2 separate regions of the Homo sapiens genome follow, and region 2 is linked to region 1. Evidence: chromatin loops called from intact Hi-C (ENCODE). Cell type or tissue: gastrocnemius medialis. All regions are shown on one strand. Each heading gives the region's core, and the rest is flanking DNA. Links, peaks and the distances in the headings are about the cores only.

Region 1 (5,391 bases), core at 67-5,066:
CTTCTATTAAATATGTGTTAGATCTTGTTATTATACTCTTAAGGATATAACTTCACTTTTATACTCTCCATTTTTTAATCCTCTGTATAATTTCTTCAGATTTATTTTCCAATTTAATAATTATCTCTTTCACTGTATCTAGTCCATCTATTTAACCCATATGTAGAGCTTTTTATTTTTAATAGAAATAAGCTCTATGACAGTAGGAAATTCACGTATCTTATTCACTATTTTATCTTTGGAACCCAGAACAGTGCTAGAACTCTGCAGATGTTCAATAAGTATCAAAATTATTAATAGATCAATAAATTCCTTTTTTCAAATATTTTTATTTTTTCTTATACTTTTCCTTCATTTGATTTTTATTTTCCTTTATGTTTTTAATCATTTTATGGATTTTTCTTTGATAGTCACTTCCAGGTTTTTTTTTGTTTTGTTTTGTTTTGTTTTTGATAGAGACAGGGTCTCACTATGTTGCCCAGGCTGGTCTCAAATCTAGGCCTCAAGCAATCCTCCTGCCTTGGACCTCCAAAGTGTTGGGATTACAGGTGTGTGTCACTGCACCTAGTGGTCAGATTGCTTTATTAACTCAAGTGGTTGGGGCACAGATTTTTCTATTTGTTGTGTCTTCTCATATGCCTTTTGGTAGATTGTTTCTTTGTGTAGTGTGCAAATTTTATTGAGAGCTCACCTTTACTGAAAGCCATTTATTCTGTGGGATTCTTTTGTTTCCTGAGTTGTGTATATGTCCTCATCAAGGATTTTATATTTGCTTCTATAGGGCCTGGCTCTTTCTTAGGATTCTCTTTTCAAATGATAAGGTAAAATTAGATTTCCATTGGCAGAGGCTTTCAATATTCACAGGAACCATTACTCTCACCCCTACTCATCCTAGACTTCTAAGGCTTCAAAAAGTGAAAACCTCTTTAGGGTTCTAGTTTATGTAGGAATGTTAGTTCCAGATCCTCATAAGTGGCTTTAGGACCACATCTTTTAGTCCCAAATGGGGTTAAACCTCAGCTCCTGGACCTTATTATTGTGACTTTGAATTTCTTCTTCAATTCTGGTATCTGAAGCCTTTGCTGTCTCTGTTTTAAACTCAGCTTTATATTTTAAAATACTCATACTCTATTCATTATTTCTATATATTTGGAGAAGGCAGGAGTCTCATGCCATGGGAAAAAAGGGAAAATGGGGAAAAGATGATTTGATTCCACAGGTTTTGCTAATGAATTTCATCCAACTCACACATGAGACTACCATTAAGAATCACCGTATTATTTTGTTATTCTTAGAGTTTTTTGCAATAGTCTTATGGATATTAACATTAAACCCAATTCAATAAATAATAATATGTAAAATATTTCAGGATATATAGACTACTAAGACAGTCTCTGCACTCAAGAGGCAAACATTGTATAGTACAGAGATTAAGTAAATTTCATAAATAATCACAATGCAGGAAGCCTAATTGCTATGGAGATGCATATAGCTCTTTAGAATAATACATTACACGTATTATCAAACAAATTACTAAAATTGTTAGAAGAATGGAAAAGGAATCAGAAGAAGGCATTTTCAAGTAATAGTAACAGGAAAAACTTCATGATAGTGGTACTAGTTGAAATGTGCCTTGAAGAATGACTAGGATTTCTGAAAATAAAAACTATGAGGGAGGGGTCAGAAGGGAGGTAGTGGCTTTTCAAAGTAGAAAGAAAAGCATTAGCTTAGACAAGGAGCTTGGAGGGTGGAGGGCCTCCAATAAGGAACAAGTAATCCAATTTTCCAGGTTAGGATGTTAGAAAAGCAGTATCATTAGAAAGTAAAAGTAAAGAAATGTAAAAAAAAAAAAGGGGTATGGGGGTTGGTAAAAAATGGGCAAAAATTAAAGCTAATTTAATTTAAAATGTTTTACTGTCATATTTATCTAAAGAGAAAAGATAATGTTGGGTTAATTTTTAAGGATAAATTTAAAAACCGGGATCACTTACATCTTAGGTTGGGCAAGTTTCTTCTTCTCAATGACCTGATCCTCTGATTGGTTAGTTTTACAGTTTCCAGGAAGGTAAACGGAATCAGCATTTTGGTCTCTCAGGCATACAAGTACCATCTAGTGGCAAAGGAAAGCAACCACAAGAATGAAATTATACAGGAAACATTTGCTTGTTTATTTTGAATTTTATTTATATTATAATTAGCTAATAACAGAAGGCCATGTTCTACTTGAATAGGGAAATAAAGTACCCTTTAATCAAACATTGCTTGATTATTGGATTAAAAGAATGTGAGATCAGACAAACATGGGTTATAAAGAGCTTATTAAATATGAAATGTTTGAAAATTTTACAAGAAGTTAATATCAAATTATATTTTGGGAATAAAACTTAAAGAAGGATCTACTTGAGTTTAAAGAGAGAGAGAGAGAAAAAGAAAGTCAATGTAAATGACGAAGAGGCAGAAATACTGAAGGTAACTATTTCTTTTTTTTTTTTTTTGAGATGGAGTTTTGCTCTTGTTGCCCAGGCTGGTGTGTAACGGCTCAATCTCGGCTCACCGCAACCTCCACCTCCCAGTTTCAAGCAATTCTCCAGCCTCAGCCTCTTGAGTAAGTGGGATTACAGGCATGCGCCACCACACCCAGCTAATTTTGTATTTTTGGTAGAGACGGGGTTTCTCCATGTTGGTCAGGCTGGTCTCAACCTCCCGACCTCAGGTGATCCGCCCGCCTTGGCCTCCCAAAGTGCTGGGATTACAGGCATGAGCCACTGTGCCCGGCGAAGGTAACTATTCTTTTGGAATTTTCTCTGCTTCCACTTTGCCTAACTCCTACTTAGCCTTCAAATCTTTAGATATGTCTTCCTCTAAACAATGTTCCTTGACACCCCAGGTCTGTATTAGATGAATCACCAATGTCCTTCTATGGACCACTATTCCCATGATGCTACTGACCACACTTCTTTGTCACTTCCCATTTTATAGCCCTCATTGCAATCAATAATCCTAAACAGCTAGAGCCATGTCTGTTTCATCCACTGTTCTATCCCAAAGGCTTAGGATAGTACCTGACATGTAATAGGTAATTCACAAATATTTACAGAATGAATGGACAGATTAATGAAGAAAGAGAATAACTGTGATGGAAATGTTCAAGGTACAAATATCGAAAGCTAGTATCAGTAAAGTTTAAGAAAACAAAAAGTTTCCAGAAAATTATTAGTTGAAAAAACTTTTTTTCTTCATTGTACATTGATTCCCTACAGGACATCCATTTATTTATAATTTCTGGTACTTTATAGTTTTCAGAGTACTTCTCTACCTCGGTGAAGAAAAAATAATAGTTCACAGCTCACATATCATTGCAGAGATCAAATAAAAGGCTACACATAAAGCATATAGAAGAGTATGCAGCACATATTACATGCTCAACAGTTGGATTTTATTATTTCCTATACCTCATCTCATAAGTTCTTTGAAGCAGCACAGAGTCAAAGAAGGAAGCTATTTTAGATTTCTGTTTTACAAATTAGGAAACAGTGATTATGGAAACTAACCATGAGTAATATATGATCATGGAGTCACATCAGTTACTAAGTTTCTAAATCCACAACATCTAAGTAATAGTTATTGTCCCTTCTATGGCATCATGTTGCTTCCTTAGAGAGACAAGAGAGAAGAAAGGACATGTGGATGCTAAATAAGCACAGCATTGCAATGCAGAGAAGGAAAATACAATATAAAAAGTGTACTAGCTTTTCTCTTGCTTCCCTGACAAATTGCCACAGCCTTTAGTGATTTAAAACAACACAAACTTATTATTACAGTTCTGTAGGTTAGAAGTCCAATACAGGTGGGGCACAGTGGCTCACGCCTGTAATCCCAGCACTTTGGGAGGCTGATGCAGGAGAATGGCTTGAGCCCAGGCATTCAAGACCAGCCTGGGCAACACAGTAAGACCCCCATCACTACAGAAAATTAAAAAATTAGTTGGATGGGTGGCATGCACCTACAATCCCAGCTACTTAGGATGCTGAGGCAGGAGAATCGCTTGAGCCCAGAAAATTGGGGCTGCAGTGAGCTATGATTTCCTCACTGCACTCCAGATTAGGCGACAGAGTGAGAACCTATCTCAAAAACAAACAAACAAACAAACAAACAGAAGTTCAACACACAGATCTCTCTGCGATAAAGTCAAGGTGTTCCCAGGGCTCTCTGTTCCTTCCTGGAGGTTCTAAGGGATAATCCGTTTCCCGGCCTTTTCCAACTTCTAGAGGCCATCCACATCCCTTCCTCCATCTTCACTGCCAGCAGTGGTGGATTGAGTTCTCCCATCACATAATTCTAGTCTCCTCTTCTGCCTCTCTCTTTTACTTTTAAAAACCTTTGTGATTATATTGCATCCACTGAGATAATCAAGGAAAATCTCCTTGATTTTAAGATCAGCTAATTAGCAACCTTAATTCCATCTCCAATCTTAAATCCATTTCTCCACATAAATGAACATATTCACAGGTTCCAGGGATTAGGACGAGTGGGGGTGGGGATCATTATTCTGCCTATTCCAGGGGAATATTGGCAAGGGGATGAAAGGGAGGAGGAAGGTAGGGCAGTATTTTCAAATGGAAGTGTTAGAGGTATAACTTCAGGCTATCCTCACATTGATCTTGGCAGACACTAAAACCTCTGAATGTTTTTCGCATGGCTAAGCTACAACCCATCCCACTTTGTACTTGTGCTATTGTATTTTTCAACTTGAATGCAGACATTTTCATATATTTATGTTAAATTTTATCTTTTAGGTTTTAGCTCACAGTTCAAATTGTTAAAATAATTTTGTTTTCTGGTTCTGTCTTCAGTCATATTTGCTATGCTATGTAGTTTTTGTTTCACCTGTTGATTTGACCACAATGATTTCTTCACCTATGTAATTTATGAAAAATATGAACAAAAATCAGGGTACAGTTATCCAACTAATTTTGAATTTACCTAATCATAATTAAATCAGGCCCCTATTTTAGGCACATCCACAAAGATATGAAAGACTGGATTAAATGCTTTGCTGAAATTAATTTATATCATGGCCATAACATTCCATCTTCTCTCAAAGATCAAATAAAGAAGTGTGGTGTGACTTGTCTTATTTTAGTCAGTCTGGTTCCGAGTGACCACCAAATTCTAATACATTTAACTATGGACTCTGGAGTTTTACTTTTCTGTTCTACAGTTTTCAATGTCTACCTTTTCACCATGTTTTAAGCAAGTGATCTATCATCTTTTTCCTTTTTTACAGTTTCTCAGAACTCACCAGCAATAGATCTTAGGTTACTTGTAAACAGCTGTGGGACGTAATTTGTCCCTGGAAACATGAACTTATTTGAAACAGATGGGTGTTTT
Region 2 (5,391 bases), core at 214-5,213, 60 kb before region 1:
TATTATAACAAATGTTACAACACCATTTGTTACAAATGTTGCATAAAAAAATTATTCTAAGGCTGCTTGCTAGTTTTTTCTCCCATTCACATATGATTTGGGAAGGGATTTTAGTATTTAATACCTATCCTATGTATCTTTAAGGTTAATATAGTATATATTTCAAGATAGCTATAAAATAGGATCTTGAAAGTTATCATCATAAAGAAATGATAAAGATTTGAGGTGCTTGACATGCTAACTACCCTGATTTGATCATTATACAATGTACACATGTATTGAAACATCACACCGTTTCCCATAAACATGTACTATTACTATGTGTCAATTACAAATAACATCTTTTTTAAAGTTTATGTAAATAGAAGAGTCAGGTCGGGCACGGAGCCTCACACGTGTAACCCCAGCACTTTGGGAGGTTGAGGCAGAGAATCACTTGAGGTCAGGAGTTCAAGACCAGCCTGGTCAACATGGTAAAACCCATCTATACTAAAAATACAAAAATTAGCCATGTGTGGTGGCACGTGCCTGTAGTCTCAGCTACTCGGGACGCTGAGGCAGGAGAATTGCTTGAACCCGGGAGGAGGAGGTTACAGTGAGCCATTATTGTGCCACTGCACTCCAGCCCAGGGAACAGAACTAGATTCCATCTCAAAAAAGGAAAAAAAAATAGAAGATTAGATACGATGAGTATTCCTTAAAGTCAAGTGCTTTATTGAAACCAGTTTAGGCTGGAAAAAGTAGCAAATATCCAGATGACAGTATATCATATTAAATTACAAGCAACTATTTCATGTAAGTTAGTAGATATGGTCAGATATTAACAAAGAAAAATAAGAGTTTCAGTTTAAAGCATATTTGATCTTCTTATAATTTATACCTTGAACACCAAATTAATATACCAAAAAAGCAAAGTAATCAATTTCAGATTAAGGGAAAAAATTAGGTTCATTTCATGGGAAATTGTCCCTGCCTCATATCTCAGAGTAAATGAGCTTCTCTGTTATTTCAGCTCCAATTATGATCATCATTGTTTTCATTCGGCTGAACAGTTAGATGATGGTTAAGACTTAAGACGTTTCAGCTGATGGGATACTATTCATTGTGATTTAGGCTATAAATACCGTGAAGCATTATATACAATAAAAATTCAAGCGAATGTGAATTTGGAGCTCCGCTTTTCCATTTGAAGACTTTGGTAGAGATTTAGTAAAGTGTCAAATACCAAGAACATATGCTTGGAAGATTTTGTTTTCCTGTACTGTACTCCGTAGAAGCAGATAAATTGACACAATGCTGGCACTTGCTTCCATCACCCATTCTGGTTTCCATTATCTTCTTCAGTTGTCCATAGATGTAATTTGACTACACTATAGCTATATAGTTTGGCCATAGTTGTGAGGGGATCAAAGCACAAGCTCTGAAGCCACACTGCCTGGGTTGGACTCCCAGCTCCCAAATTGCTAGTTCTGTCATGTCAAGCTAAGCAAATCACTTTCTATGCCTCAGTTTCCCCACCTGCAAAAAGTTGATGACAATAGTACCTACCCTATGGCGTGGTTGAGAAGATTAAGTGAATTAATTACACTAAAAGCACTAAAAAGAGTGCCGGGTACAAAATAGTGCCTGGTGCATATGTACTTAAGAGCTATTAGCTATTGAGGTTTTGGCTATTATTATTGGTATTAAATTTCCACACATTGGCTTCTTTCTTGAGAACAAAGATATAGTATTTGATATGGAAGAAAATTAGGATGTAAGAACATGTGTCCTACCAAATGATAAAAGAAAATCTTTTCTTCTTTTTTTTTTTTTTTGAGATGGAGTCTCACTCTGCCGCCCAGGCTGGAGTGCAGTGACCCGATCTCGGCTCACTGCAACCTCCGCCTCCCAGGTTCCAGCGATTCTCCAGCCTCACCCTCCTGAGTACCTGGGATTGCAGGCGTGCACCACCACACACAGCTTAATTTTTGTAATTTTAGTAGAGACAGGGTTTCACCATCTTGGTCAGGCTGGTCTCAAACTGCTGACCTCAAGTGATCCGCCTGCCTTGGCCTCCCAAAGTGCTGGGATTACAGGCATGAGCCACCGCGCCTGGCAGATAAAAGAAAATATTTTAAGACCAGAGATAAGAAAGCTCTGAAATTAGAGAACTGTTAACACCAATGTGAGGAAATATTAATAGAAATGCTTAGTCTAATGAAAGGGGAAGGGAGAAGAATTTTTTTTTTATTGAGGGAAATCAAAACACTGTTGGATGCTTGTGAAGAGGAAATGGAGGCCATCTGGAGAAAACAATTCCATTCCACAGTGTGGAATGAATTTAAAGGACAGCTGAATAGCCTGGACATGCATTATATAGGCCCTCGGCCATATAATGTCGTAGATTAACAAAGTGAACAGCAGGGGGCGTAGTGGTGGTTAATGAGAGATGGTAAGAGTTGCTCAGCTTCAAGGATCGGTGTTTATACTGGCCAGGCGTGGTGGCTCACGCTTGTAATCCCAGCACTTTGGGAGACCGAGGCGAGAGGATCACCTGAGGTCAGGAGTTCAAGACCAGCCTGGCCAACATGCTGAAACCCCGTCTCTACAAAAATACAAAAATTAGCGGAGCATGATAGCAGGTGCCTGTAATCTCAGCTACCCAGGAGGCTGAGGCGGGAGAATCGATTGAACCCGGGAGACGGAGGTTGTAGTGAGCTGATACTGCACCACTGCACTCCAGCCCGGGCGACAGAGCAAGACTCCGTCTCAAAAAACTCTCTCTCTATATATATGTGTGTGTATATATATGTATATGTGTATATATATGTGTGTATATATACGTATATGTGTATATATATGTGTATATATATATGTGTGTGTGTATATATGTGTATATATATGTGTGTATATATGTGTGTATATATATTCACACACACATACACATATATGCGTGTATAGATAGATAGATAGATAGATAGATAGATAGATAGATACAGATATAGATGACATTATTTTGGTCTTTCCAACCATTTGAGTACATTAGGACCTTAAGATTCAACATTCTTCCATTTTATTTATTCTGGCTATGTATTTCTTACACCCATTAACTTTTTTTTTTCTTTTGAGACTGAGTTGCCCAGGCTAGAATGCAGTGGCATGATCTTGGCTCACTGCAACTTTCACCTCCCAGGTTCAAGCCATTCTCCTGCCTCAGCCTCCTGAGCAGCTGGGACTACAGGCGCCTGCCACCACAGCTGGCTAATTTTTGGTATTTTTAGTAGAGGCGGAGTTTTGCCATGTTGGCCAGGCTGGTCTTGAACTCCTGACCTCAAGTGATCTGCCTGCCTCAGCCTCCCAAAGTGCTGGGATTACAGGCATGAACCACCGTGCACTACCCCATTACCTTTTTATTAATTTTTTCCTTGTAACCATTACTAGTGGTTGCTGCCTTTTCACTAGTTAACTTGTTAATTAACCAATTGGTTCAATTAAAAAATTTATGTTAGGCATTGTATGTATTTATTTATTTTTTAGAGATAGGGGTCTTGCTATGTAGCCCTGGCTGGTCTCACACGACTAGGCTCAAGCAGTCCTCCAGCCTCAGCCTCCAGAGCGGCTGGAACTACAGGTGTGTGCCACTGCACCTAGCTGTTAGGCATATTTTTAAAATATGTTTTCCCTAGTGGCCTGGATACCTGATGAATAAATAACAGAGAGGTTTAGGCATGTATTAAGGATATTTTATTATTATTTAAAATGGAGAAATTCTTATTAAAGATTTATTCATTGAATATTTGTTTAAAATAATTGTTTATTATCTATCCAGAATGATCTGCATGGATTGTTTGGGATTAGAGGTAAGAAGAACCAGAAAACAAAGAAAAATTAGATAATTTTGTATTAGCTGAAATATTTACCTTCCATCATAATGAGTTAAAAAACATACATAGAAAATAACTCTTCTTCCTTTATCAATATTAAGAGAAATCCAGATGTGAAAGCTATCCTGTAAGAATCTGCAGGATTTCAAAAAGATATTCATAGACTTATATTGAAGCTTTAATATATTCAAAAAGACTTTAAAGCCCAACCTACAGGTAGCATGCTCTATTGCTTTCTTTCCATAATATTTTTATCATATTCTTGGGTTCTTATAGACTCTAAAGTTAAATTTTTGACTTGACTAAAAATGTTACATTTAACCCCTTTTAATTTAAATCTTTTAAGTTTAATCTAACTTTAACTTTTAAATAGTACATTTTTAAGAAATTTATGATCAGTGCTAGTTTTGAGTAGATCATAAGTGAAGAAAATTAATTTTTTTTTTTTGAGACGGAGTCTCGCACTGTCGCCCTGGCTGGTGTGTAGTCGCGTGATCTCGGCTCGCTGCAACCTCCGCCTCCCGGGTTCAAGCAATTCTCCTGCCTCAGCCTCTCAAGTAGCTGGGATTACAGGTGCTCACCACCACACCCGGCTAATTTTTTGTATTTTTAGTAGAGATGGGATTTCACTATGTTAGCCAGGCTGTTCTCAAACTCCTGACCTCATGATCCACCTTTCTCGGCCTCCCAAAGTGCTGGGATTACAGGCATGAGCCACCGAGCCCAGCCGAAAATTGAGTATTTTTAAGATTTCATGTTTACAGTGACTGAGATTCTTTCAAAGAAAAAAAAAGTTTCTGCAGCAAGAGCTGAGCAAATATCTATTGGGGTGCCTTCCAGAAAATGAACTGAGCCTTGTGTCTTAAAAACAGCACTTTATTTGCAGCAACTGGGATGGAATTGGAGACCATTATTCTAAGTGAAGTAACTCAGGAATGGAAAACTAAACGTTGTATGTTCTCACTTGTAAGTGGGGGCTAAGCTATGAAGACACAAAAGCATAATAATGATAAGATGGACTTTGGGGACTCAGGGGAAAGGGTGAGAGGTGGGTGACAGATAAAAGACTACATATTGGATACAGTGTACACTGCTCGGGTGATGGGTTCATCAAAATCTCAGAAATCAGCACTAAAGAACTTATTCATGTAACCAAACACCACCTGTTCCCCCAAAAACTTATTGAAATAAAAATAATAATACATAACAATAATAACTGCACTTTACAAATGTCATGAGGGGGATGAAGAACTAAGCAGAAACCTTCATCCGTGCTGGATGATATTCTATTCCAGTTTCCTCTTCAATCAATTTTGTATAATGCTTTAGAAGCAGAATAACAAGTAATATGAAATCATTTTTCAAGATGCTATATGTACACACTCTTAGTTCTATTTCTGTACATCGGAACAGACAATTTATGCCATGCATTTGTAATACTCAGGAACAAAGACCTATTTCCCCGAAGGTTATGAGCATTCTTGAATGTTACAAATGCAAAAAAAATATTATTTTCATGTTGTCA

The links. Hi-C counts contacts between places; a loop is a spot of excess contacts. Peaks named below come from ENCODE experiments on the same cell type or tissue, not always from the same donor. Only the 100,000 strongest peaks of a DNase experiment are listed, where the experiment ranks them.
Region 2: a loop joins it to region 1, with 9 times the contacts of the local background. A loop is called at or near these places in 21 of 110 quality-filtered maps.

What each region holds. Positions count from the first base shown.
Region 1 is chr17:69,331,927-69,337,317 of GRCh38, reverse strand. LOC105371878 (a long non-coding RNA gene) reads right to left here. Exons shown (of 4, transcript XR_934949.2): 2 at 1,992-2,110. Among named protein-coding and RNA genes, the nearest start is that of ABCA5, 7.5 kb to the right of the region's middle. In gastrocnemius medialis, for the core only: a CTCF peak has its summit at 2,106 (motif pointing left); no DNase peak of the experiment used is centred there; H3K4me3 peaks cover 428 bases; H3K27ac peaks cover 4,525 bases.
Region 2 is chr17:69,391,913-69,397,303 of GRCh38, reverse strand. No RefSeq gene overlaps it. Among named protein-coding and RNA genes, the nearest start is that of MAP2K6, 20 kb to the left of the region's middle. In gastrocnemius medialis, for the core only: CTCF peaks have their summits at 2,183 and 2,391 (motif pointing right); a DNase peak (open chromatin) is centred at 2,423.